Regions from separate parts of the Homo sapiens genome. Here region 2 is linked to region 1. The links are chromatin contacts, found by Hi-C or POLR2A ChIA-PET in ENCODE. All regions are on one chromosome and are shown on one strand. Each heading gives the region's core, a stretch centred on a gene start or an enhancer-like site at or near the end of the contact. The rest is flanking DNA. Distances are from core to core; before and after follow the strand shown.

Region 1 (4,828 bases), core at 864-3,363:
ACTCTGTCACTCAGGCTGGAGTGCAGTGGAATGATCATAGTTCACTGTAACCTTGAACTCCTGGGCGCAAGGGATCCTCCCATCTCAGCCTCCCGAGTGGCTGGGAATCCTCCAGGCACACACTACCACACCCAGCTGATTTTTTTTATTTTTTGTAGAGACGGGTTGGGGGGGGTCTCACAATGTTGCCCAGGCTGATCTCAAACTCCTGGCCTCAAGCTATCCTCCCCTCCCAGCCTCCCAAGGTACTAGGATTACAGGCGTGAGCCACCGCGCCCAACCTTTTTCCATTTCTGCACTTGAGTCGCCCCCTGTTGACGTGTTTGGGTCAGTGCTGGACCCCAAATCACAGCTGGGGCCCTTCCCGGTCCAGGGAGGCTTGTCTCAATTTCCCACCTCTACAGCCCTCTTCTGGAGTCCCTCAGGCTCTTCTCTGTCCCCTTTCCCTTGGTGACACATCACCCATGTTTTGTACCCCTGAGGAGGTGTGGGAGGGACTCGGGGGGTCCATCCAGAGGATGTTGCCCAGGCCCACCCTCTTCCCCTGCCAACCAGACATCCGGGCTAGATAAGGTGTCCTAGAGAGCTGTAGCTGGAGAAAGAAAGGTTAATGGGCATTGCAGAGGTGCAGCAGAGAGGCCAAGAGTGAAGACCCGGTGTGGGGAGCTGGGGTCAGGGCAGGGGGCTGCAGAAGCCCCCTGAGGTCCAGCCCCAAGAGCTCCAGGCTGCCCTGAGCCTTCCTGCCACATCCAGCTCCCCACCATGAATGCTCTTCCAGCTAGGGCAAGGGAGAGTCTCGCTGGGCAGGACCCTCCCTTCCCGGGTTTGGGTCTTGCTTCATTCCCATAAAGGTGACCTCAGGGCGTGTCATCCCAGAGGATAAGCGCAGAGTATAACACATTTCTAGAACTCAGTATCCTCCCTGGTTGGTTGGTTGGTTGGTTGTTTCTTTAGAGACAGGGTCTCGTTCTGTTGCCCAGGCTGGAGTGCAGTGGTGCAGTCATAGCTCACTGCAGCTTGGAACTCCTGGGTTCAAACAATCCTCCCGCCTCAGTCACCCAATAATTCTTTACATTTTTGTAGAGACAGGGACTCGCTATGTTGCTCAAGCTGGTCTCCAACTCCTGATCTCAAGCAATTCTCCCTCCTCAGCCTCCCAAAGCACTGGGATTACAGGCGTGAGCCACCACACCCAGCCTGTCCTCCGTTTTGACATCCCCAAACCCAAATCCCCTTTGGGGTCCTACATCCTGATCTTCCCCCAGCCCAATTGGCAGCCTTCCATTCCTTCCAGTGGCACGATCTCAGCTCACTGCAAGCTCTGTCTCCCGGGTTCACGCCATTCTCCTGCCTCAGCTTCCTGAGTAGCTGGGACTACAGGCGCCAGCTGCCACACCCGGCTAATTTTTTTTTGTATTTTTAGTAGAGATGGGGTTTCACCGTGTTAGCCAGCATGGTCTCGATCTCCTGACCTCGTGATCCGCCCGCCTCGGCCTCCCAAAGTGCTGGGATTACAGGTGTGAGCCACCGCACCCAGCAAGCCTTCCTTCTTAGAGCACAAGCAAGACGTCCCAGCCCCCACTTCCAAGCAAGGACCTGCCTGATGGGAGGCAGAGGTCCCGAGGGAGGGGGCGGGATGTTTGCACCTTGGCCTCAGGCTGGGGTGAGTGGGTCACTCCTAGTAGGATAGAGGTCAGAATTCTTCAGCAACCCAGACCCCAGACCCCGCCCTCAGTAACCCCTAGCCCCTTTTGGAAAATGGAGGAATACCGGGGGTGGGGGCCTCTCCAGAGGGTCACAGGCTGATTTGCTTTTTTTGGAAAAAGCCACTTTTTTTAGCCAGGACGTGGTGACATGCGCCTATAGTCCTGGCTACTTGAGAGGCTGAGGCTTGAGCCCAAGAATTCAAGCTCCCATCTCAGCCTCCTGAGTAGTTGGGAATCCTCCAGGCGCACGCCACCATGCCCAGCTGATGTTTTATTCTTTGTAGAGACAGGGGGCCTCATAATGTTGCCCAGGTTGATCTCAAACTCCTGGCCTCAAGCAGTCCTCCCCCTCAGCCTCCCAAGGCGCTGGGATTACACCACGCCCGACCTGCTTTTTCCACTTCTGCACCTCAGTCGCCCCCTGTTGTCGTGTTTGTGTCAGTGCTGGACCCCAAATCACAGCTTGGGCCCTTCCCAGCCCAGGGAGACTTGCCCTCAATTTCTCACCTCTACAGCCCTCTTCTGGGGTCCCTCGGGCTCTTGAGTCCTCTGTCCCCTCTTCCCTTGGTGACACATCACCCATGTTTTGTTCCCTCGAGGAGGTGTGGGAGGGACTTTGGGGGGTGAACTATGATTGCGCCACTGCACTCCAGCCTGGGTAACAGAGGAAGCACCTGTCTCTAAATAAGGAAGGGAGGGACAGAGGGGAGAGAGAAAGAAAGAAAACAGAGAGAGAGAGAGAGAGAGGGAGGGAGGGAGGGAGAAAGGAAGGAAGGAAGGAAGGAAGGAAGGAAGGAAGGAAAAACGAAGGAAGGAGAGAGTAAGAGGAAGAAAAGGAAGGGAAGGAGGGAGGAAAGGATGGAGGAAGGAAGGAAGGAGGGAAGGAAGGAAGGAAGGAAAGGCGGGCAGGCCACGTTTGGCTGGGTAAGGTGGTCACGTGTATTCCTTGTACTTTGGGAGGTGGAGGCAGGCTGAGCTCTTTGAGCCCAGGAGTTCAAGACCAGTTTAGGCAACATAGTGAGACCCTATCTCTTCTAAAAAATATCAAAATTAGCCAGGCGTAGTGGTGCATGCCTGTAGTCCCAGCTACTCAGGAGGCTGAGATGGGAGGATCGTTTGAGCCCCGGGGGTCAAGGCTGCAGTGAGCTATGACTGCACCACTACACTCTAGCCTGGGCAACAGAGTGAGACCTTGTCTCTAAAAAAAAAGAAAAAGAAAAAAAAGCCACATTCCCCAACCTTAGTCTGTACTTGACATGTAAAATTTCTCAGAATCACCTTGGTGGGGAGCCAGAGGCCACGTCCTCTAAGCACTCGGATTCCTGAGGTGAAGTCTTCTCCTAAATCAGAAGCCGAGGGTCTGGGGCTGCATCCCACCCTCCATTCCCCTGCCCGCCCTGTTCCTTCTGCCCTCCCTGCTCCTTCTGTCTCCCCTAGTGATGTCAGCCTCGCCGGGACTGAATGTGCCACCCGCATGTGGCTTTCTCTAAGGGACAACACCCTCACCTCAAACCTAGGTTCCTCTCCCCTCTAGACATTTTGCACAGAACCCAGCCCTACCTAGGCCTCCACGTGCCTCTCTCCCTCATTTTCCTCCCTCCAAGACCCAACTTCCTCCACTATAATCATGTGGACATTCACGTCTCAAAAATACATAATTTTGGGCCAGGCGTGGTGGCTCATGCCTATAATCCCAGCACTTTGGGAGGCCAAGTCGGGCAGATCACTTGAGGTCAGGAGTTCGAGACCAGCTTGGCCAACATGGCGAAACCTCGTCTCTACTAAAAATACAGAAATTAGCCAGGCAAGGTGGTGTGTACTTGTAATCCCATCTACTCAGGAGGCTGAGGCAGGAGAATCGCTTGAACCCAGGAGGTGGAGGTTGCAGTGAACAGAGATCACACCACTGTACTCCAGCCTGGGAGACAGAGCGAGACTCCATCTCAACAAAAAACTGAAACAAAAATAAATAATTTTGGCCAGACACCATGGCTCATGCCTGTAATCACAGGGCTCTGGAAGGCCAAGGCGGGAGGATTGCTGGAGGCCAGGAGTTTGAGACCAGCCTGGGCTACATAGTGAGACCCGCCCCCATCTCTACAAAAACAAAAATGTTAAAATTTAGCCTTCGTGGTGACGCATGCCTGCAGTCTCAGCTACCCAGGAGGCTGAGGCAGGAGGCCCAGGAGGTTGAGGCTGCAGTGAGCTGTGATCGTGCCACTGCACTCCAGCCTGGCGACAGAGCAAGACCCTGTCTCAAATAAATAAATATATAAATTTATTTAATCTTCTTGTCTGAAGACAGCTCAAAACTGAGCAACTTAACAGGCACAGTCCAGAACAGTATCTGAGGAGAAAGCAAGAAAACCATGTATGAGAGGAGACTCAACTCTAGGCCCCGAGGTTCCGGGCTGTGGGGTTGGTTCTCACCTGTGTCCACCAGCCTGGCCAGTCTGTCTCCCTCCTGCGTTTTCTCTCTAGAAGGCATGGGGGAATAGACATGGGTCCCCAAGTGGCCCTTTACGGGCCCAGCCGCTTCCCGGTTTGCACACCCCACCCGCCCTTCCTCTCTCCTTCCCAGGACTCACCTCTTCCTCCTCGTTCTGTAAATGCACTCTCTGGTCACGGCCAGTAGTACGACCACCACAGGCACCAGCAGTCCCAGTAGGACGCCCACCAGGTTAGATGCTTCTGGGTGCGGGGAAGAGACATTAGGTCGAACGTGAGACGGGAAGGGTGGGGACTGAGGGGTACTCCCTTTTGGGGATTGCTTGCTACCCCAGGGGACCTCATCTCTCTAAATCTCTAGGTGTGTCTGCTTCTTCCTCCAGGAGGTTCTCACCTCCAGGGACTCCAAGGTCTTAGTGCCCCCTCCCCAACCCCCGCAATGTTTTCTGTTTGCCATAAGCCTTTTTAGACAGAGTCTGGCTCTATTGCTCAGGCTGGAGTGCAGTGGTGCGATCATAGCTTTCTGCAGCCTTGAACTCCTGGGCTCAAGCAATCCTCCCCCTCAGCCTGCTTTCCAAGTAGCTGGGACTATGGGCACATGCCACCACACCCGGTTAATTTTCGTGATTTTTTGTAGAGATGGGGTCTTGCTATGTTACCAGGCTGGTCTTGAA
Region 2 (4,828 bases), core at 968-3,467, 170 kb before region 1:
CTAGGCCAGGCCTTGGGAGCAGGGATGGGGAGGACCCCTCCTAAGACCCATCCAGGCCCACAGTTTCCCACTTCTGTAGGTGAACTTAAAGGGAATCTATGTCTTATTAATAAACTCTCATAATGTCCCCAAATCCACAGAGTTCGTCACTCCAGCCCTTGAAACTCTCCCATCAGCTCCTCCCTGCCTGTACCTCTCTCCCAACATGTCCGGGTGGGGGTAAAGGAGGTCTCATCTGTCAAGGCTTGGCGGGCAGAGGCAGCCTCGGAGGGCCTGAGTCCCTGGCTGGGAGGATGGTGGAACTTCCCTGGTGGGTTACCTCGAAGGTGTCCTGCAGGGCTCCAGAGACCCCCACCCCAGCTCCCCTGCCCCCTCACCACCCCTTCTGCCCACCCCACAGCCTTCAACTCAAGGTCTCCCTCTCTCGCCTCTCCTCATCCCTGTCCACCCCTGCCAGAAAGGAATCAGAAAGTCTGTTCTGTATGAGGGAAATCAGCGGGTCAGAGTCATCTCTCAGACACAGCCACGACCAGGCTGAGCAAGGACCCCTGAGCCTCTGTCTCCTCCTACAGCCCCTCAGCCACGGTTTGTTTTTTTTTTGTTTGTTTCTTTTTTGTTTGTTTTTTTTTGAGAGAGTCTCGCTCTGTTGCCAGGCTGGAGTGCAGCAGTGCAATCTCGGCTCACTGCAACCTCTGCCTCCAGGGTTCAAGTGATTCTCCTGCCTCAGCCTCCTGAGTAGCTGAGACTACAGGCGTGTGCCACCATGCCCAGCTAATTTTTTTTTTTTGAGACGGAGTCTCGCTGTCGCCCAGGTTGGAGTGCAGTGGCGCGATCTCGGCTCACTGCAGGCTCCGCCTCCCGGGTTCACGCCATTCTCCTGCCTCAGCCTTTTGAGTAGCTGGGACTACAGGTGCCCGCCACCTCGCCCGGCTAATTTTTTGTATTTTTAGTAGAGATGGGGTTTCACCGTGTTAGCCAGGATGGTCTCGATCTCCTGACCTCGTGATCCGCCCACCTCGGCCTCCCAAAGTGCTGGGATTACAGGCCATGCCCAGCTAATTTTTATATTTTTGGTGGAGTTGGGGTTTCACCATGTTGGCTAGGATGGTCTCAATTTCCTGACCTCGTGATCTGCCTGCCTCGGCATCCCAAAGTGCTAGGATTGCAGGCGAGACCCTGCAACTGGCAGCCATTTTTTCTTTTTTCCTTTTCTTTCTTTCTTTCTTCCTTTCTTTTTTTTCTTTCCTTCCTTCTTTCTTTATTTCTCTCTTTCTTTCTCTCTCTCTTTTTTTTTTTGGCAGTGTTTTGCTCTTATCGCCCAGGCTGGAGTGCAGTGCCACAATCTTGCCTCACTGCAAACTCCACCTACCAGGTTCCAGTGATTCTCCTGCCTCAGCCTCCCAAGTAGCTGGGATTAGAGGTGTGCGCCACCATGCCTGGTTAATTTTTGTATTTTTAGTAGAGACGGGGTTTCACCATGTTAGCCAGGCTGGACTTGAACTCCCAACCTCAGGTGATCCACCCACCTTGGCCTCCCAAAGTGCTGGGATTACAAGCATGAGCCACCACGCCTGGCCCCGTCAGCCATTTAACTGGTGGGGATTCCCCGGGTGCACCTGAGGCTACTCCAAGTCAAGAGATGATACTGTCACACACCCCTCTGGACTCCCTCTCTCCCGACCAGGGCTAGCAGCATGTGCAGTGCCTCCGTGAGGTTTGGAAAGACCCATCCCTCCAGCAGATAAAGCCCCCAGGATGAGGGCAGGCAGAGATGACTGTCTATGTGACAAAAGCCCCTTCATCCTCCCGGGGGGAGCCTGGAGAGCAGAAGCTGTGGATTTCAGCCGCCCCTCAGCCAGGAGCTGTGTGCAGACCATCCCCTGCACAACCACAGGCACCCACAGGTCTCCACAGTGACCTCTTCAGCACCCCCAAAGCAAGATGAGGTCACAGCACGGGTCTCCAGCCCTGTGGCAGCCCCTTGCCATGCAAAGGGGAGGAGGCCACCTGCAGCCCTGCTGCCTGAGGCAGGGGCATGTACTATTACCACCCAGGAGCACTGGACCTGGAGCATCAGCCCAGGAGCACTCACCTGGTGTCACTGTAGTAACGGACGCGCAGAGCCGGAGAGCCAGCGTCAGAATCCAGATCACCAGCATCTCCCGGGGAACGGGCCCCTGGCTGCCCATCTTCTCTCATCAGGAGGGACCAAGAAATGAAGGCCTCCCAGGAAGGGATCAGCTATAAAAAGGACCCCAGAGAACTTTGCCTTGAAGAAGAGCAGTGCCTGTCCCAGGGTAGAGGTGAGGTGATGGCATTGAGCAGGTAGCGCGTGGTGACCACGGGGAGTTAAACGAAGGGCAGCCTGTCCACCCTTCTTCCTTATAAGTCCTGGAGTAGTCACTGCCCTGAGCCGGGGTCCCTCTCTGTCAGCGGAAGTCAGAGGCACTTTGGGTGGGGCAGCGCAGGAGGGAGGGAGGGAGGCTAGAGGTGTGAGCACACCACTGGTGACAAGAGGTGGGGGCCAAGAAGCACCAGGAAGCGGGTGACCACGGAAGAAGTTCAGAACCGTGGAAGGGGCAGCTGGCAACAGGCCAGACCAAGTGAAGGACCCTCCACTCCCACCCCCGAGAAGCCCCTCTCTCTTCCAGCCAACCTTCCCCATCCCCTGCCTCAACATGGTCCTTGCCAAATGTCCAGGGCTTTCCCTGGGGTCCCCAGTTTCCAGCCCTTCTCCTGGGCAGAGGGCCCACTCACACCTGAGACTTTATGGTCCTTGTCCCCACCCCTGGCCAGACACAGAGGTGACAAAAGGCCATGGCCCATCCCTGCCCAGAGAAAGCATCAAAGGGGCCTCTGCCAAGCCAGCACCCAAAGACCCAAGGGGACACGTTATTTCTGATCACTCTCGACTCCTCAGGCAGGCCTGACTGCCCACAACAGCAGGAACAGAAGGGCCCGGTGCCAGCATAGACAGGCTCTGCTGTGTGAGTTTGCTATCAGGGTTTGGGGGCCTTGTGGGGGATCAAGATCTTTGGGGAGGCTCAGCTTTACCCATCCTTGCAAAAGGTGGCTGGACCAGGCAGCCCTAGCCCCTGGACCACCCAACTCCCTGAACCAACACCAGGGGTCTAATTGCTCCCTAAGCCCCCAGTATCAAGGTCAGGGCAGTGGTGGGGGTGGGGAGAGCACAGATGACAAAGCCCAAGGGGCCCCTGCCCAGAGTCACTCCCCAATAAAATGGGTCCCCCCAACCTCTGTGTTTTCTGTGAGGAACCTCATGGCCCCCAAGGGCTGCCCACAGACCCCCTCCTTTGTCCCCAGGAGACACAGGTGCTCCCAGGATCCTCCTACAGTGCCACCTCTGGAAATCCCTGTTCTCTGATCAAACAGAGACCACTGAGGGGGTGAAAAGGAGACAGACAGAGAGCTGCTGCTTTTTACAATAAACTCTGTATTGTGCACATGAAGACCTGGAGATGTGCCGACTTCCTGTCCCCAAAGCCAATCTTCCCCGCCAAGGCGACTGAGGATTTCAAGGGCTCAGAGTTACTGCAGGAATCCAGGTGACACCAGGAAGAGAAGGGGGAGGAGGGGAATCGGAGGGGATGGGTTTAAAAGGCAGAGGGGAGGCAAGAAGGGAGGGGGATCGAAGGAAATGAGGAGGAGGGAGACTGAGGGGGCTGCCTTTCCTTGGGGACTGGGGAACTCATGCCCTGCCCCCACCCGCAGGGCTCCAGGGGTGAGAGAAAGGGGTGGAGAATAAAGAATTGGGCAGCAGGGTGATGGGGGGAACAGCAGCTGGGGTATTTAGGTCAGGGGGAGTCGGGGGCAGAACCGATGAATGGACGGGCTCAGAAGGGAGAAGATACAAGGAATGAGAGCAAGAGAAACGGGGAACTGGGCAACGGGGTGACGGGGAGAACAGCACCTGGGTATCCTAAGACACAGAGGCTATCTATACCTTGCTAGGGACCAGGATGTGAGGAGAGGAGGGAGGATTTAGGGCTGGGGGACTGGGGTGCAGGATGGATGAAGGAACGGGGTCAAAAGGGGAGGACGTCTAAGGAATGAGAGCAAGAGATGCAGCAGGGAGTTAGATCAGGAGAGGGCAGGAGATGGGATGGGGCTGCAGGCTGCCTCCAGGTTCAAAGTAAGAAACAGGCAGTAGGGAATTGAGAGAAAATAAGAACCAGGGCCAGAGACCAGGTGAAGGACGTGAGGATTGGAGGATCCGAGAGAGGCAATGGCAACACGAGGGCTGAGACGGGAGGGCAGAGTAGGACCGAGAATTGACCAAGTCTATGTGGTTTTCACAACAACGGCGTGAGCTATCATACAGGAATGCTGTACCCGTTTTGCAGGTGAGGAAACTGAGGCTCGTTACTGACTTGCCCAAGATTCCACAGTGGAAGAGCCTGGACGTGAACTGCGTCTCCAGGTGGGTTTCAGCCAAGTTGGAAGGAGAAGGATGGGATTTGGGGGAACAGTCTCATCTTGCCCAAGAACAGCAGGAGCCTGGGCTGCCCGCGTCCTGGGGCCACCTCTTGAAATGGACGCAATGCAGACCCTTGTGTCCGGGGCAGGGCGGAGGGGGTGGTGAAGGGGCCCCGCAGGGCTCACACTGAGGACGAGGTCATCTCGGGTCTCTTGATGTGCACCTGTCAGAGTCACAGTGAGGGACGGGAACGCGGAGCCACTGGTTTGGGCTGACAGGGAGGTCACTGCTGATCCGAGCCCAGCCCCCTCCCTGCCCTGGTGGGGGTCGGGGAGGGATTCTGGAATGGAGGCTGGGAGAGTTCCTTGGGGTCCCCCTCTTTAGCCCCTC

Evidence for each region. A loop is a pair of places that touch in the nucleus more often than their neighbours do. ChIA-PET counts read pairs that join two places held with the same protein, here RNA polymerase II (POLR2A). Pooled maps may share reads with other maps.
Region 2: a map of K562 shows a loop between it and region 1 (3-fold over the local background). The contact joins the promoter of MUC12 here to the enhancer-like site in region 1. A Hi-C loop is called at or near these places in 1 of 168 maps with a recorded cell type or tissue (K562), 4 of 37 single-sample maps with no recorded cell type and 9 of 50 pooled maps. POLR2A ChIA-PET finds 5 or more read pairs at or near these places in 4 of 52 experiments (H1, T-cell and WTC11).

The regions. Positions count from the first base shown.
Region 1 is chr7:100,796,932-100,801,759 of GRCh38, reverse strand. It overlaps ZAN (zonadhesin), which reads right to left. Exons shown (of 48, transcript NM_003386.3): 46 at 4,295-4,394; 47 at 4,137-4,183; 48 at 3,963-4,053. The coding sequence ends at 4,028. Among named protein-coding and RNA genes, the nearest start is that of EPHB4, 28 kb to the left of the region's middle. RefSeq lists enhancers at 1-294, 2,238-2,297 and a silencer at 1,939-2,233. Within about 2 kb of position 2,113, at least 7 of the 41 ENCODE cell types and tissues checked have a DNase peak (open chromatin) inside an H3K27ac peak, as active enhancers do.
Region 2 is chr7:100,966,954-100,971,781 of GRCh38, reverse strand. MUC12 (mucin 12, cell surface associated) reads right to left here and starts at 2,217. Exons shown (of 12, transcript NM_001164462.2): 1 at 2,093-2,217. The coding sequence starts at 2,159. It overlaps MUC3A (mucin 3A, cell surface associated), which reads right to left. Exons shown (of 12, transcript NM_005960.2): 12 at 3,435-4,661. The coding sequence ends at 4,620.